Linked DNA regions of Homo sapiens: region 2 is linked to region 1. A link is a loop called in an ENCODE intact Hi-C map of the cell type or tissue named here. Cell type or tissue: GM12878. All regions are shown on one strand. Each heading gives the region's core, and the rest is flanking DNA. Links, peaks and the distances in the headings are about the cores only.

What was found. Peaks named below come from ENCODE experiments on the same cell type or tissue, not always from the same donor. Only the 100,000 strongest peaks of a DNase experiment are listed, where the experiment ranks them.
Region 2: a loop joins it to region 1, with 3 times the contacts of the local background. A loop is called at or near these places in 5 of 110 quality-filtered maps.

What each region holds. Positions count from the first base shown.
Region 1 is chr20:19,782,661-19,788,040 of GRCh38, reverse strand. All of the region lies in intron 1 of RIN2 (Ras and Rab interactor 2), which reads right to left. Among named protein-coding and RNA genes, the nearest start is that of RIN2, 27 kb to the right of the region's middle. In GM12878, for the core only: a CTCF peak has its summit at 2,961; a DNase peak (open chromatin) is centred at 2,950.
Region 2 is chr20:19,900,696-19,906,075 of GRCh38, reverse strand. The region is part of intron 3 of RIN2 (Ras and Rab interactor 2); the gene reads right to left. Among named protein-coding and RNA genes, the nearest start is that of NAA20, 110 kb to the left of the region's middle. In GM12878, for the core only: a CTCF peak has its summit at 2,764; a DNase peak (open chromatin) is centred at 2,714.

The DNA.
Region 1 (5,380 bases), core at 219-5,218:
TAATCTAAATGTTAAATTCTACAATAAAAACACAATAACTTATTTGGAAATACAAGTTAGGGAGGGGTGTAGTACTTTACATTACTGATAGAGGAAGTCTTCCTCTATTTGGAAAAGACCATCACCTGGGATAGATGGAGTAGATCTGAGATTGTCTTGTGTAATGCATAGGGTAGTAACATGGTTGCCAGTAAGCACATGCTTGAGTCAAGCAGTTTAATACCTGAACTGTCTATCCTCCCCTTACTAGATCTATGTCTCTGGACCTGGAGCTTAAAATACAAAATCCAGAAAGCATAACATAATGATAGCACTAGCTACCACTTATTGAGCACTCAGTATATGCTTGACATTGTATTAAGCCATTTATGTCTATTATTTCATCCAATCCTTGCCATAACCTTCATAACAACAGATGAGGCAACAAAGGCATGAGAGATAAATTTACTTGCCTGTGGTCACACAGCCAGTAAGTGAGGGAGCCAGGATTCAAACCATCTGACTCCATGACATTAATCACTACACTTTTGCCATCAGGAATAAAATCTTCTCCCTCTAGCCCCGCATTTGAGGTCATTTCTCTCTCTCTCTCTCTTTTTTTTTTTTTTTTTTTTTTTTAAGATGGAGTCTTGCTCTGTCGCCCAGGCAGGAGTGCACTGGTGCGATCTCAGCTCACTGCAACCTCTGCCTCCTGGGTTCAAGCAATTCTCCTGCCTCAGCTTCCCAAGTAGCTAGGATTACAGCTGCACGCCACCATGCCCAGCTAATTTTTGTATTTTTTTAGTAGAGATGGAGTGTCACCATGTTGGCCAGGCTGGTCTCGAACTCCTGACCTTGTGATCTGCCTGCCTCGGCCTCCCAAAGTGCTGGGATTACAGGTATGAGCCACTGTGCCCAGACAGTCATTTGTCTTTATTATGGCCTAGAATGTTAAATATGTTTGCTCACCATAGAATTAACTTGAGAGCTACCCAATGTTGGGTTTCATTAGAAATCCTTGAGACCAGCAGCCACATTTTTAGTCCCTATGTCCTTTTAGCTTTATCCCATCCAGAAACAAAATAAATAGCTCTCCAGTAACCTATCCTATCATTTACTTTCACCAAAAGCAATAGATACATAAAGCTTTGCAAGTACAAAAACAGAAAATCACTGGAAAATAACTCAATTCTTTTCCACTGGAAAGGTTAGCATGTAAGCTAAATCTAGAGAGGAATATAATTCTTCCCCAAAGAGACATGTTCTGTCCTATCAACTTCCGCTATAAAAATTATCCAAAACAGCACTACCGCAAAAGGTATTAGGCATAGTCACTACACTTTCCCTAGAAATGATGGCTTCATGCATCTTCACGCTTCATGCATCCTCATTATCTATTGCTATATAACTAGTCACCGCAAGACTCAGTGGCTTAAAACAATAATCATTTTATTATTGCCATGGTTTCTGAGTGTCTGGAATTCAGGAAGGGCTTGGCTGGGTTGTTCTGGCTCAGAGTCTCAAATGTGGTTGCAGCCAGATGGTAACTGGAACTGGAACAAAAGGCAGAGTGTGTGGGGGTGGGGAACGGGAAGGTATGGCTGGAACAGCTGGAGACTGCTACGGTATCTCTCTCTTTCTTCATGTAGCTTCAGGGCTTTGTCATGTGATCTGTTTGCCCGGGGCTAGTTTGGGTTTCCTCATAGCATGGTAGCCTCAGAACAGTCTAACTGCTTGCATGGCAGCTCAGCACTCCAGCAAGAATGTACCAGACAGCAAGGTGGAAATTGCACTATCTTTTTCTTTCCAAATTATCCTCAGAAGTAATGCAGTATTATTTCTGCTGCATTCTATTGGGTACAAGTGAGACACAAACCCACTCAGACTCAAGAGACAGGCATTCAACTTTACCTCTTGATAAGGAGGTGCCTAGGAGAAGGTGTGGGATGGGTGATGACATTGTGGCTATGTTTAGAAAAATACAATCTGTCCCACAGACTGAAGTTAGCAATGCACTGGAAATCTCACAGAGGGGGAAGCCATTCCCATTCTCATTTTTCACATGTATAAACCAAGGCGAAGCATTTCTAAGCTGCTTGTGGTCACACAGAGGCAGGGAAGAAACTATCACATGTGTTACTTTGACATATATACAACTTTAATGATGAATATAATGTATGAAAATTACTTTTTAAAGTATAAAATACGGCATCATTTATGGTAGTCATTCATTACAATTTGAAAACATCTCTGAAAAGTTTATCTCTGAAAGTTTGACATATTACCAAGGAGAATGAAGCTCTCCTTGGAAAGTTTAATCCACTCAACTTGATCTTCCCTGGGAAAGTATTTGGGTATTTCCTAGTCTCATATAATAGAGAACTTGGCAAGTAAAAATGATAGCCAACATTGGCCTTGCACAATGTTCCCCACTGAAATAGCCAGTACGCTTATGGATAAGAAATGCTTGCCTTGGGCTGGGGTTTAGAAAACATAGGCCTGTGGATGGGAAAAGGCAACAGTTCTTGTCCATCTACTGTCCACTGAAAGGATGTCCTGCCTGGCAGCACAAAAGCATCTGCAAACTGAATTTCCCCATTTCCTCTCCGGAGTTCAGTCAACTCTCATTTCACTTCATCCTGGGTTTTGCCCATTTTAGTTCTGATTTTTTTATTAAAGGTTGGGTTTTTTAGCATATGAAAGTTCTTATGTTAGGACATTTAATTAGTGGTGGAATGTCATTAGTTTTCTTTTGCTCTGGTGTGTGTGTGTGTGTGTGTGTGTGTATGTAGAGGGGTGAGAACATTGACTAGCTGAAATGCTTAGATTCACAAACTCGTTTCTTCTGATTGCAGCTTTGCTTGCACGTTGTCTGCCACTTTCTGCTCCTTTTGTCATCTATTTTCTTTACTGGATCGTGAGTGAGAGTTGATGTAGGCAGGGGACAGCGTGTGGGTGGTTAGCCAGGTTTCTTGATTCAGATGCGCCCTCTACCGTTGATAGAGTGAAGTGTAATTTCTTTATTGTGCTTACTCTGGAAGAGGGGAAGCATGTCTGATTTTGCGGTTTTCTTTGATCTCTGAAGGACCCTTTATTTTATTCTTTTTGCCTTCTTTCTGGATATCACCAAGTCTCCAAGGGGCAGTGCCCTTCCTAGTTTCCCTCCTCTCTCCCAGTAACCTCGCCTTTCCTACGGCTGTAGCCTCCAGTCTCACACTGTCTGGTATTCCCACTCAGGATGGGGCCTGTCCTTCCAGGGGTAATGTGATCTGGGCTGCATCACCCCGGGCTATGCACACTCCTGCCCTTCTCCACTTGTCCTCTGTGGTCCCCGCCCAATGCTCTAGACAGGGGCGGGCTCCGGAGCCTGCCTGGCTGGACCTGGATACTTCTCTCACTACTTACAGGAAATTTGAAGTCTGTAGAATTTTGTCTCTTAGTAATCCTGAGGGCTTGTGTAAACAATGGTTTTATTTGCTCTATTTGTTGATTTGGGTAAATTTTTTTAAGTTATGGTAAGAGATTTGGATGCAGGCAACCACCATTATTCTACTGAAATTCAGAGTTCCCTATGTGTTTAAATAATAATGCCATTTACTGTGCTAAAACATCCATTTACCCAAATCTATTTGCTCTTCACAATACAAGCATTTCTTAGTGCAACAGTATATATAGCTTTTTAAACAAGGAACCCTTTGTAATAACTAAATGCATACACACACACATACACACACACACACATAATTGTTTAAATTCCTTTCTGACCACTATAGCATACTTGAAGCTACAATTCTTAGATATCATCAGCCATCACCAAAACAAGCAAACTTCCTACATCAACTGCATCAGCAAAGGGCACAGCACCCTTGATAGCATCTGCTGTCCTGAATAAAACTACAGGTTGCAGGAGTTGCTGGCAAAGCCGCATGTGATTTTCCAGTTGCCTTGGGGTAGCAGGCAATTGGCCAATTTCAAGCAGCGCCATCCGGTGCCACGTGCCAGCCCTGCTCTGACACACTGTGTCCGTCAGTGTCTCACTGTGCTAACCTGGCCTCGGCCCTGGAGTAGACACTGCAGGTGCTGCTCGTGTCCCCTCTTCCACGACAGCCTGCTGGACTCCACACAGCCAGCATCCCCGTCTCCTTGCCTGAGGGTTCCTCTGGCTCTTGGAATGAGCTTTTCCCAGGGAGAGGCCTGAAATGCTGGGAATCAGTTCCCAGACCCCAGTAGCCCTCAATCTACAACTGATGAGAGCGAGTGTGAACACCTGCCCTGCACCTCCCACACCTCCACCCCTCGTGGGATAGTCAGCTTCCCGGCAGGGGTAAGCTCTAGCTGTCCATGGGGTAAATTATTGATAATACACTCCATATTGTTGCCTCCCTCCCTTGCCTCACCTCCCCACTTTCCTAGGGGTTTCCTGGGACCGCCTTCCCCATCAACTACTTGCATTCTAATCAAATCCTTGTTCAGAGCCGGCTTCGGGAGGAATTCAGATCCAGACAGCTCCCCAGCTCAGGGCCTCACCTCCAGCCACCCAGAGCCTTTGCCTGGACAGGAATCACCCAGGTCAGAGACAGCCCCAGCTGGGTCCCCATCCAAACAGGGCAGGAATGAGAGGGGACGCCCAAAAACCTGGGGGTCTAGGGAAGCTCAGGAGAAGGCCCTGATGAGAGTTTGCAGAGAACCCTGGTGTGGCATGGCTGAGACTCAAAGGGGCAGTGATGGGGAAGGCCATCTACAGTCCATGACAAAGGCCTGTGCACACAGTAACTTCTCTGCTGATGTTTGTGGGATTAATAAATGAGCAGGAATTTAGTTTGAGAAAACCGTATGAATATAAACCCTGTTAAACACAGAAAGTTTTTCCAGTTACAACTCTAATATAACAAATATTTGTTGTGTTATGATCTGATACAGCAACACACTACCACCAGGATGAGCGAGAGCTGGGATTTATAGACTCCCACCCACCACCAACGTGGGGCACTCAAGAGAACCCACCACTGACCATAGGCGGCCGCTGCTTTGAATTCCTGGGTGGGGTCACATATTAAGAGAGATGGAAATGGTTTAAGCTTGTCTTCAGACACTCACTGTCCAAAGCTGCTAGGCATTCTAGGCTCCTCCTGTTGCAGGCCTGAGCTGGACAGCCAGCATACAGGTAGGCAGGGGATGCAGTCAAACCGTCAAACACCTGTTGAATGGCCATGAAGTCAATACATCTCTGTACCAGGTAGGAAATACCTTAATAATTAAGACAAGGGACAGATCAACTTGAGTGATGCTTTAGAAGAGGCCAGACTAGCACATGAAGCTGATGAGTTTGGTTCATGCCAAGTAGGAGGAAGGGAGGCATTTAGAACACAAGAGAAGATGCACATTTACAGGTAGAATCAGG
Region 2 (5,380 bases), core at 272-5,271, 120 kb before region 1:
GAATCTTGGCTCTGCCACTTACTCTCTGGGGGTGTTTATATAGATTCATGGCCCTGGCATGTGTTTGTTTGTTTGTTTGTGAAATAGAGATACTGCTACCTACACTCAAGACTACCTTTGAGAATTCAGTGACAGGATGCAGTTAGTTCCTAAGTCAGTGGTCAGCAAACTTTCTCTACAGAGGGCCAGAGAATGAATATTTTAGGAATTATTATATAGGGGCAATACAGTCCCTGTAGCAACCAAACTCTGCAGTTAATGGTACAGAAGCAGTTACAGACAATACGTGAGTGAATGGCTGGGTTCCAATAGAACTTGTTGTTTGTTTATTTGTTTTTTGTTAGAGATGGAGTTTTGCTCTGTTGTCCAGGCTGGAGTGCAGTGGCTGCAGCCTTGAACTCCTGGGCTCAAGTGATCCTCTTGCCTCAGCCTCCAGGAGCACCTGGGACTACAGGCACACGCTACCATGCCCAGCTCCAATAGAACTTGACTTTCTTAGTTTATTTATCTTTATAAATAGAGATGGGGTCTCACTGTGTTGACCAGGCTGGTCTCGAACTCCTGGCCTCAAGCCATCCTCCCATCTCAGCCTCCCACAGAGTTAGGATTACAGGTATGAGCCACTTCGCCCAGCCAGAACTTGACTTTCAAGCACAGATGCCAGCTGGATGTGGCCTGAGTGTCATCGTTTGCTTTGTCCTCAGAGGTTCTCTCACTCCCTCTCCTGCCCCTCTCTTGTCCACTCCACATATGTCAGGTAGACGAGTTATTTCAAAGAGTATGAGACAATCCTGAAAAATGCACATGACAGGAGTCTGCAATCCTCCTCCCTGTCTTACCTTCCAAGTGGGGAAGGTGTGAGTTTTGAGTCTGTTCTGGCTCAGCTTTTGCTGAGCAGATTCTGAATCGGGGCAGAGAAGAAAACCATGATACTAAAGACCCCAGCCAGGTCAAGGGGACCTGTACAATAAAGACCAGAAAGTGGGAACGGGACAGAGTAAACCAGAGAGGACCACCAGGCTGGAAGAGCTTGGGAGAGATAGAGGAAGCAAATCAGAACTGGAGAAGCTTGAACTTGAAGGATGGGGAGGAAGGGCAGGGCTACCTCAATTTGAGAGAGCTGCTTGGCACCTGAAGAAGCAAGTGTAGAGAAAGAACAGCAACTCAATGTCAAGATTTCAAGTTGTGCTGATGGGGAGGCTGGCTCTGGCCTCCTTTGAGTGACTCCAGGGAAGATTTTAATTGCACTTTGGTTTTCTTGGTTGATGGATGGAGACACAGTGCTAATGCCGGGTGAGCTTTATGAGGGTGGCACATAGGTGGCACTCCCCTCCTCATACCCATCACCGCTTCCGATAGCACTAAGAATGGAATCCCAGTGTTCACCTGGCTGGCATGACTGGCATCCTGCCCCTCCTGCCCTTCCGGCCTGCCATTCATTATACTTGCCACCCTTTTTCTCCCTCAGAGCCTCAGATGTCACTCCAGGCCTTTAAACATGTGGCTTCCTTATCCGGGAATGCTCTTCCTTTCGTCTCTTTCTCTCCTGCACAGTTCAGCTTAAAGTCACCTTTTCAGGAAGACTTTCCCTACCCCAATGTGAGTAGCCCTGCCCCTCATCCCCATCCTTCAAGTTCAAGTTTCTCCAATTCTGATTTGCTTCCCCCAGCACCGCATACCCGGTGCCCAGGGCTGGCCTCACCATTGTAGGTGTGGAATCAATACTGGCTGAATAAATGAACCATATATAGGCAGCGCATACAGATGTGTGCTACACATTTTTTTATTCATCCAGCAAATATATATATATATTTTATATATATATATATATATATTTTTTTTTTGAGACGAAGTCTCATTCTGTCACCCAGGCTGGAGTGCAATGGCATGATCTCAGCTCACTGCAACCTCTACCTGCTGGGTTCAAGCAATTCTCCTGCCTCAGCCTCCCGAGTGGCTGGGATTACAGACGTGCGCCACCACACCTGGCTAATTTTTGTGTTTTTAGTAGAGACCAGGCTGGTCTTGAACTCCTGACCTCAAGTGATCTACCCGCCTCGGCCTCCCAAAGTGCTGGGATTACAGGCATGAGCCATGGCGCCCGGCCCATCCAGCATATTTATTGAACACCTGCAATTACCGGCCAGGTACTGAGCTCAGCCCAGGTAATACAAATTCAGTAAGACACTCTCTCTGTCCTCAAGGAGCATGCAGGACACTGGGTGCTAAATACATGATCACAGTCTTCTTGCTTTCATTTCCTTTACTTCTGGAAAGCCTGATTCAGAGATAGTTGGAGAAACCTCAAGAAACACAAATTTTATTTCCTAATTTACAGTGCAGACCAGGATTTCTCAACATCAGCATTGTTAGAATTTGGGGCTAGATAATTCTTTGTCGTGGGGGCTGTCCTGGTCATTGGAGGAAGTTTGGCAGCATCTCTGGCGTCTGCCTACTAGAGACCAGTAGCATCCCCATCCCAGTGGTGGCAACCAAAAATATTTCCAGAGAACCAGTGGTCAAGGTGGAACCAGCTGTCCCGGAACAGAACCCCAAGTGACCTGTGTCTTTGAGACCCTGAAACAAGCCTAGAATCTGGAAGTAGAATGAGAAAGGAAGAAACACCCCTGGCACGCTCCCAACAGAACATAAACAACACAGACACAATGTAAACACCAACTATTCAAGGCCACTAGGGAACAGGTCTGAAATGACAGAACAGAAACCAGGATGCTGAAACCACAAAAACGACGAAATGGCCCCCTCTTTCGACACACACGAGCGCTGGCTGCTCCTCCACCGATGATCCCTCAAGCTCCCTTTATTTCCTCCCCTTCCAGATAAAGACCATCAAGCTACCCCTAGCAACAAATTACCCTCACTTCCTGACAACATCTTAGCCCTCCTGTAGAGTTACTCAAGAAAATACAGGATGCTAAGTTAAATTTAAATTTTATTTTATTTTTATTTATTTTATTTTTTTGAGACAGAGTCTCGCTCTGTTGCCCAGGCTGGAGTACAGTGGCACAATCTCGGCTCACGGCACGCTCCGCCTCCTGAGTTCATGCCATTCTCCTGCCTCAGCCTCCCGAGTAGCTGGGACTACAGGGGCCCGCCACCATGCCCGGCTAATTTGTTGTGTTGTTAGTAGAGACGGGGTTTCACCGCGTTAGCCAGGATGGTCTCAATCTCCTGACATTGTGATCCACCCACCTAGGCCTCCCAAAGTGCTGGGATTACAGGCGTGAGCCACCGTGCCCGGCCAAATTTAAATTTTTGATAAATAATGAATAATGTTTTTTAGTATAAGTATGTGCTAAATATTGCATAGGATATACTTATGCCATATCTGGAATTCAAGTTTCACTGGTGTCCTGTATATTTTATTTGCTAGATCTGCAACCCCACCTTCCTTAGAATTACCCAGCGCAAGCAGAAACCCTGTAATGAGCTCCCCCAGCTCCCTCGGACTGAGAACCTCCTATGCCTCTGTCAGTGGGCATTCTCTCTGTCTGCACAAGCTCATAAACCTAACTTTGAGGAAGGATGTCCTCCTGGTGGCCTTTGAGAAGAATCATCCCCACCTTTTGCTATAGGAAACTCAGAGATGGCCATCGGAAAGAGGTAGTGGTGGGTGGCCAGCAAAGGACAGCGGTGAGGGACAGGTGCAGTGGGAAAGTTCAGAGAGGCTCAGCTCACTAGCATCCAGCCCAGGGAGCACTCCATGGAAGGTGGTGGGAGGAGAGACTGCCTGAGTCTCATTTCTGAGCTGGCTGAGGCACAGAGTCAGCATCTCAAGGACTCAAGGAGAGTCGGAGGAGTCCAATGAGTGCTGGGTCCTGTCTCTATGAAATTCCTCCCAAGTTTATATACAGTGTCCACGGAGCCACCACATACTTCACAAACTGTGTGGCAAGTTCTTCATGCCTCAGTTTTCTTAACTGCAAAAGGGGGATAATAATATTGTGAGGATTAAATAAGTTAATGGTTTTAAAGTGCTTAGAACAATGCCTGGAACAGTGTGTTTGCTCAATTTTTTTTTTTTTTTTTTTTTTTTTTTGAGACAGAGTCTCGTTCTGTCGCCCAGGCTGAAGTGCAGTGGTGCCATCTTGGCTCATCACAACCTCCGCCTCCCGGGTTCGAGTGATTCTCCTGCCTCAGCTTCCTGAGTAGCTGAGATTACAGGCGCCTGCACCACACCCGGCTAATTTTTGTGTCTGTAGTAGAGACGGGGTTTCACCATGTTGGCCAGGCTGGTCTCAAACACCTAACCTCAAGTGATCTGCTGGCCTTGGCCTCCCAAAGAGCTGGGATTACAGGTGTGGGCCACCGCACTCGACCTGTTTATTAGATTAAACATAAATATTACAAAGTAATTGAATAAGGAAGAAGGCTGGGCTGTGCCTAGGGAGTGGCACCAAAATAGTTGATTTTACCTAAATGTCAAACAACAAAATGTCTGTTTTTTCCATTTGATCATTTGTTCCTTTGGCTAATGGCAGTGTATACCAACAACGGAGTTTGAGTGTTCATTTTCCCCAGGGTTTAGTTGGCAGGGGGAAGAGCCGCCCCTCAATCGTAGCACACTGATTGTGCTAGCACCCGTGGGTAAATGACAAGGTCGGGTGTTCGACGCTGGGTGGGGCACTTTTGCCAGTGCATGTTGCAGGGTTCTGTTCGGCTGAGTCACCCTGCCTCTGAGGATGTCCACCCATGTATCTGTGTGCAGATGCTTTTGAGAAAGCAAATAAAATGTGGGGACGGGGGTGGGGGAAAGCAGACAGAAAAAGACACCAGTAGTAACACCAAGGCTTGCAGAGTTATTGACTGAAATCATCAAAATACTGTATCTGACCAACAGACAGTTACAATCCAGCTGGTAAGGTGGTATCATTCCATTTTCCAGAGAAGGACATGAAGCTAGGTTGAGAATGAAGACGTTTCTATGCTTTTTGTATAGTGCCGTTCACTCATTGAAATACAGGGTCTGGAGCAGTGGTTCTCCCACCTGGGTGAACATCAGAATCACCAGGAGAGAGCTGGGCCTTATCCTGCAGTTTCTGATTCTCTGGGTCTGGAGTGGAATCCAAGAAGTACATTTCTTTTTTTTTTTTTTTTTTTTTTTTTTTTGAGACAGAGCTCTTGTTGCCCAGGCCAGAGTGCAATGGTGTGATCTCGGCTCACTGCAACCTCCGCCTCCCGGGTTCAAGCGATTCTCCTGCCTCAGCCTCCCAAGTAGCTGGGATTACAGGCATGCGCCACCACGCCTGGCTCATTTTGCATTTTTAGTAGAGACGAGGTTTATCCATGTTGATCAGGCTGGTCTGGGACTCCCGACCTCAGGACATCTGCCCACCTTGGACTCCCAAAGTGCTGGGAT